2 separate regions of the Homo sapiens genome follow, and region 2 is linked to region 1. A link is a contact called in ENCODE Hi-C or POLR2A ChIA-PET data. All regions are on one chromosome and are shown on one strand. Each heading gives the region's core, a stretch centred on a gene start or an enhancer-like site at or near the end of the contact. The rest is flanking DNA. Distances are from core to core; before and after follow the strand shown. Region 1 overlaps MINDY4 (MINDY lysine 48 deubiquitinase 4). Region 2 overlaps MINDY4 (MINDY lysine 48 deubiquitinase 4).

Evidence for each region. Hi-C counts contacts between places; a loop is a spot of excess contacts on that map. ChIA-PET counts read pairs that join two places held with the same protein, here RNA polymerase II (POLR2A). Pooled maps may share reads with other maps.
Region 2: a loop to region 1 is called in a map of aorta, with 9 times the contacts of the local background. The contact joins two enhancer-like sites. A Hi-C loop is called at or near these places in 7 of 168 maps with a recorded cell type or tissue (aorta, ascending aorta, endothelial cell of hepatic sinusoid and 2 more), 1 of 37 single-sample maps with no recorded cell type and 5 of 50 pooled maps. POLR2A ChIA-PET finds 5 or more read pairs at or near these places in 3 of 52 experiments (IMR-90, WTC11 and activated naive CD8-positive, alpha-beta T cell).

Annotation. Positions count from the first base shown.
Region 1 is chr7:30,802,696-30,805,395 of GRCh38, forward strand. The region is part of intron 5 of MINDY4 (MINDY lysine 48 deubiquitinase 4); the gene reads left to right. All of the region lies in intron 7 of INMT-MINDY4 (INMT-MINDY4 readthrough (NMD candidate)), which reads left to right. Among named protein-coding and RNA genes, the nearest start is that of MINDY4, 33 kb to the left of the region's middle. Within about 2 kb of position 1,431, at least 3 of the 41 ENCODE cell types and tissues checked have a DNase peak (open chromatin) inside an H3K27ac peak, as active enhancers do; they include ascending aorta, where a contact is called at or near this core.
Region 2 is chr7:30,844,641-30,847,340 of GRCh38, forward strand. The region is part of intron 9 of MINDY4 (MINDY lysine 48 deubiquitinase 4); the gene reads left to right. The region is part of intron 11 of INMT-MINDY4 (INMT-MINDY4 readthrough (NMD candidate)); the gene reads left to right. Among named protein-coding and RNA genes, the nearest start is that of AQP1, 66 kb to the right of the region's middle. Within about 2 kb of position 1,341, at least 18 of the 41 ENCODE cell types and tissues checked have a DNase peak (open chromatin) inside an H3K27ac peak, as active enhancers do; they include ascending aorta, where a contact is called at or near this core.

The sequences.
Region 1 (2,700 bases), core at 181-2,680:
TTGCCTGTTGGCATTCATTAATTTACTCAGTAATTTTTTTGTTCATACAAAACTAGTTACATGACTGCCTGATCACCCAACCATATATCTAGCCAACTAAACAACTAACCAGCCATCTGACCACCCAACCAACCAACCATCCCAACCGACCAACCAAACCAACCAACCAACCCAACCAACCATCCAACCATCCATTCATCCAACAAACCATTCCACCCATCCAATCATCTCACCCACCCAACCAACCAACCCACCCAACCAACCAACCTAACCAACCCGGCCAACCAACCATCTAGTCAACCAACAAACTATCCAAACATCCATTCCATCCAACCAACTAACCAACCCACCCAATCAAACCAGCCAACTCACTGTCCCAACTGTGATGCCCCATCTTTAAGTCGTCTGGAATGTTGCCTTCTTCAAGAAGCCTTTCCTGATCTCTTCACTGTACCTATACTTGGACATGATCTGTTTCTCAGACCTCTCATGGCACATGTCACGCTGGAGAGAGTTGACAGGCTACTTTGTTCCTCCTGCTGGACTGTCAGCTGCCTGAGTATAGGGGTGACTTGTCTGTGTCCCTACCTTTTTGAGTTTTGCTCAGAATTATTCCAATAAATAAGAATTGAGATGGATTCTTGACTTTGCTTGGAATTTGGAAGGGGAGAATGAAGTATGAGGTCTTTCCTTAACTTAAGAAGTTCATAGAAGAGCAGAATTAGTGACTTAGCACACAGAAAAAGTCAACTAAAAATAGCAGGCAGATCTGTTTCAGGGTCAGATGGATGGTGCTAATTGAGATGCCGTAGGAGCTTAGAGGAGAGGGAGGGGGTTTTCTGGATGAAGCAGGGCTAAGCTGAGCCTTGAAGGCTGAGTGGGTTTGAATAACCCAGTTTTGTGTGGCAGGGGGCAGTCTTATTCTTCAGGCCTTATTACTGTGCCTGGAACATATTCATCACTCTTCTGTGCCTTGCTCTAAGCCTGAGGTTTTGTTTTTGGGGTAGGGGGGAAAGTTTGCTGGTATCCCTGGGGTCTCATTCCTAAAGACTGAAGCAGCTCTCTTGTTCTTCCCCAGCGTGTTTTTCTACGGCCTGCATTGGGTTTTGCTGCATTTGCAGACATTTTTGGATAATGTACACTTATGGTGGGTCATGGAGAAAACCTAAGCTCATAGCTCCACCTAAGGATCATGGCATTTATTTAGGGAAAAGATGGGCGTCCTTGTTCCTACCCTGTGATAGGCTGGATGCCTTGGGGCCTGACATAGAGAGAGCCAAAGTCTTTCCCTTGCCAAATCCCATTCAGTCCTGCTGGAGTACTGGGTGTATGCCTTCCCTCATGACTCTTGGGCTGGTTTTCTCAAATGGTGGCTGAGGGATGGAATTCTGCTGTGACTGTCAGAGGTGGTGTCTCCATTTTGGAAAGATGGCCCCTGATGCTGAGTTATGTTAGGGGCATATTGGGCAGAGTTCCTCAAATCACAAAGATGATCTGCCAGGGCAGCTTCCTGTATGGCTAGATTCCATGTGTGTGCCTCATTCCAGAAAATTCTACTTTGTTTTCTCTACTCATTCCACAAGAAGTTAGTAAAGCCATGGGATTTCTTTCATTTCCTGTTGAGGCCAGTTTTGTGGTCATAGGTCCCTCAGAAGTGGGGCCTTTTCCCAATAAAGTAAACAGTTTTTGATCTCAATCTAAATACATGGTATTTAATTTTATTCAACAAAGCATTTATAGAGTGCCTCTTGCTTGTTCGAATGGTGTTGGGGAGAGAAATGCTGAAGATGAGGTTCCTGCTCCCAAGAGGCTGAGACATCCCGACAAATATGTACTACAGGATTAAGAAAAAGATGAGTGTGATAAGGGATCTGGCAGAGTTCCACAGAGATAGAGTCTGGATAGTTTCAGGGATAATTATGCTGTCGATATCTGTTGAGTCCTCACTATCTGACTGGCCCTCTTATAGGAGCTTTGGATGTATTACTTCATTTAATCCTGACAGCAACTTTACATATTTACAAGTGGGGAAACTGAGGCACAAAATGACCAAGCAGTCTGAGTTCATGCAGGTTTTCTGGCTTTTGGGGCCTTAGTCTTAATCATTATCCTTGGCCCTGACCTGGGGGAAGAGGACTGTTGAGAGCTGGCATTAGCAAGGACATAGAGGGCAGGTCTGGCAGTTCAGAGAGTGGAAGAATCCCAAGCCGAGGGGATGCTGTGAGCAAAGAGGTGGGCAAGTTGGTGTAGCTGGAGCCCAGGGGATGTGTGAGTGGTGGGAAGAGGGTAGACTGCAGGCCCGACAGGTGCCCCAAGAGCCAGACCTTCTTCTCTAGGCAATAGAGAGGGATAGAAAGTTCTCTTGTGTTTTGGGTTCTGTTGTTTTTTAACCAGGAAGATGTGCCGCAAGGTGAGTCTAGGGGTGCAGCAGGTCTGAGAAAGGTGACTGGCAGCAGGGCCCCTGCCGGGAAGGCAAGTGGGCTCTGGCCTGGATGTGCCAGAGGGGTAAGGAGCCAGGGAGCTGAGGAGGAGAATCCAGAGGACGAGGCAGTCAAGGAGGACTGTGGGCCTGGAGGAAGGGGAGGTTGGGCAGGCAGTTAGCAGGAGTAGGGGCACCTGAAGGGGAGGTGCTGCTTGAGTCAGGAAGAAGATGAGTTGTTTCTGGATATGTCCAGTGGAGCTTTTGTTTCCACAGTCAAG
Region 2 (2,700 bases), core at 91-2,590, 42 kb after region 1:
GTCAGAGGCTACAGAAGGTTGTCCTTGCCAAGTGGGTGGGTGTCTAGCCTGTAGATGTTGGTGCCCAGGCTGGGAGGGGGAATGCCTGGCTTTGTGCCCCTCAGCCACCCTGGGAGAGGGGAAGGGTGCTGAAGAGGGTACCAGACCGGGTCAGGACCTGGATTATGGTTGTGTGGAAACAGAGCATCACTTTCTCCGTTTGTGAACTAGGAATAGTCATCTCTGGCTTGCCTAAATTGGACTCAGTAAGAAAATGCAAAGTCCTTTGTAAATCTTCAAGGGCTCTATAAGTGAGTAGGGCCATTGAACTCAGCCTGCCATGGTACAGATGGGGAAACTGAGGCCCAGAGAGGGAAAGATGGTTGTTCAGGGTCACATCTGGCATCCCTGGCAGAACCAAGACTGGCACCTGGTGCCCCTGTGTCACATTGTGCTGCTGTGCCCTGCAAGAGGCATGGAGCAGTGGGGGCCCAGGGAGGCCAGGAGGAAGGCTGAGGGCTCTGAGTTTTAGACTTCCATCGCTGGACACCCACACAGACTCCTAGGGACCAAGGGGTGGCTCTGTTCATGAACGGCTTCACGGTGGAACCTCCCCTTTGGCTTTAAGTTAGAAAAGATGAACACAGAAGAGTACAGAGAGCAACATAGCAAACACCTACAGAGCCCCTGCCCCACACGAGCAAAGGGAAACACTGGGTCACGTGGGCAGGAACCTCTCTCAGTCCTCAGCTCCTCGGTTTCATTGACTTATATAGTTTTCACATTGATTGATTGTGTTATTGATGTTCCTTCAAAAGCCATGTGTGAATGGTTGGGTGTGAGGCCTCAGCACTCCCTTTTGACTCTGAAATTCTAGGATTTCAGACATGATCCAGCTTAAAAAAAAAAAAAAAAAAGGGCAAGCTCTTCTGTTTTCTTCAGGAACACCACGATGACCTGCCATCAGCTGCCATCTGCTCTGCGGCTCTGGGGAGCTCAGGCCCTGTGGACCCAGAGGCAGCCCCTGCACTTTCCTGCCTGTGTGCGGGGTCTGCCTTGGCCCTGGAGGCCCCCACCTCAGATGTTGCCCACCACATCTGGTGGGGAAATGGTTCTGTGAAAGCAGATGGAGGATGGGATCGCACCCTCCAGGGAAGTCACGCTGAAATAAAGGCATCTTGGCAGTGGTGGTGTTTTTTCTGCAGGACTGTCTGGCTTCATTACGACTCATTCCATCAGGCCGGCAGCCGGCCTCTCCTCAGTCGGGAAGGATGGAGCTGGGCAGCAGTACTTGGTGTTTTTCCACTTGAGAAGAGGCTGTGCCGGCTTGGCTCACAGAAAGAGATGAAGAGCTCTTGATCCCCCTGAAGGCCTGGAGAGAGCCACAGGCCAGGAACGGCCCTCAGAGGCGGGTGCGGATCTGAGAGTCGGGGAATCCAGGAAGTCCTCCTCTCACTTCCACTTCCCCTCTGAAGTTGGGGAATTCGAGGCCCAGATAAGGAGAGGTGCTTGCCCAAGGCCTCTGTGGACATTGGTAGCAGAACCTATGGTCCTGCAGCCCCAGGCCAGCCTTTCTACCCCCTATTGCAGCTTTTGACCCTGAGAGGGAGCAGACAGGGAGCTCCCCCAAATTATAGACTCTGTACATGGCTCCATGGGCACGTCACAGTGGACAGGTGAGGCTATTTTGAGAAAGTTAGGGTAGAAACATCTCTTTCATCTGAAACACTTGGGTAATTTAGGTAAAAGCAGGATGTATTATTCCCTCAAGATCATTTATTTTCCCTATCTCTAGATAAATGTCTTTTTCCTGCACTTCACCTGTGAGGAATTCGACTCTTAAAGAAACTTCTCTTGGTTTAAGAGCCTGGCCAGGTGCCAGCCTCCTGGGAGGAGTCTGACTGATCAGGAAATGCAGACCTGTTTGTCACCTGGGTTCTGCCAGTGAAGGCGTGCGCTGAGCTATCTGGTAAAGGCCTGGGTGATTCAGACGCAGGACCTTTCCCTGTCATCATCTGTGGGTGCAGGTTCTCACGCAGGCACATACAGCCCTGGCTAATCTGGGGTGGGTTAAATCCACGGTCCCCAGCCTTTTTGGCACCAGGGACTGGTTTTGTGGAAGACAATTTTTCCATGGACTGGAGGTGGGGGTGGGATGGTTTCGGTATGATTCAAGTGCATTACATTTATCATTAGATTCTCATAAGGAGCGCGCAACCTAGATCCCTCGCATGCACAATTCACAATAGGGTTCCTGCCCCCACGAGAGTCTTATGCCACTGCTGATCTGACAGCAGGCAGAACGCAGCTTCACTGGCTCGTCCGCTGCTCACCTCCTGCTGTGCGGCCTGGTTCCTAACAGGCCACAGACCAGTGCCAGTCTGTGGCCTGGGGGTTGGGAACTCCTGGGTTAAAGACAGAATGGCAGTGTTGGAATGATGCTTTGGGGGCATCTGACCCAGTGTCTGCATTTGTAGGTGGGCAGGGAAACAAAGGCCAGGGAGGGCAACGGTTTTACCAGAACCTGTGAACCAGGAATCCAGCCCAAGCCTCTTACCTGTCTGATCACTGTACTTTTTCCAACTCTACTGTGTTTTCTAGAAAACTGTGTCTCAAAAGAGAAAGATGGAGAAGGCCCAGGGAAGAATAGAGAGACTGGCAGAGTTACTAACTGGAAGCCAATGAAAAGAATGAGGACTTGTGCTTGGAGACATGGTGGTT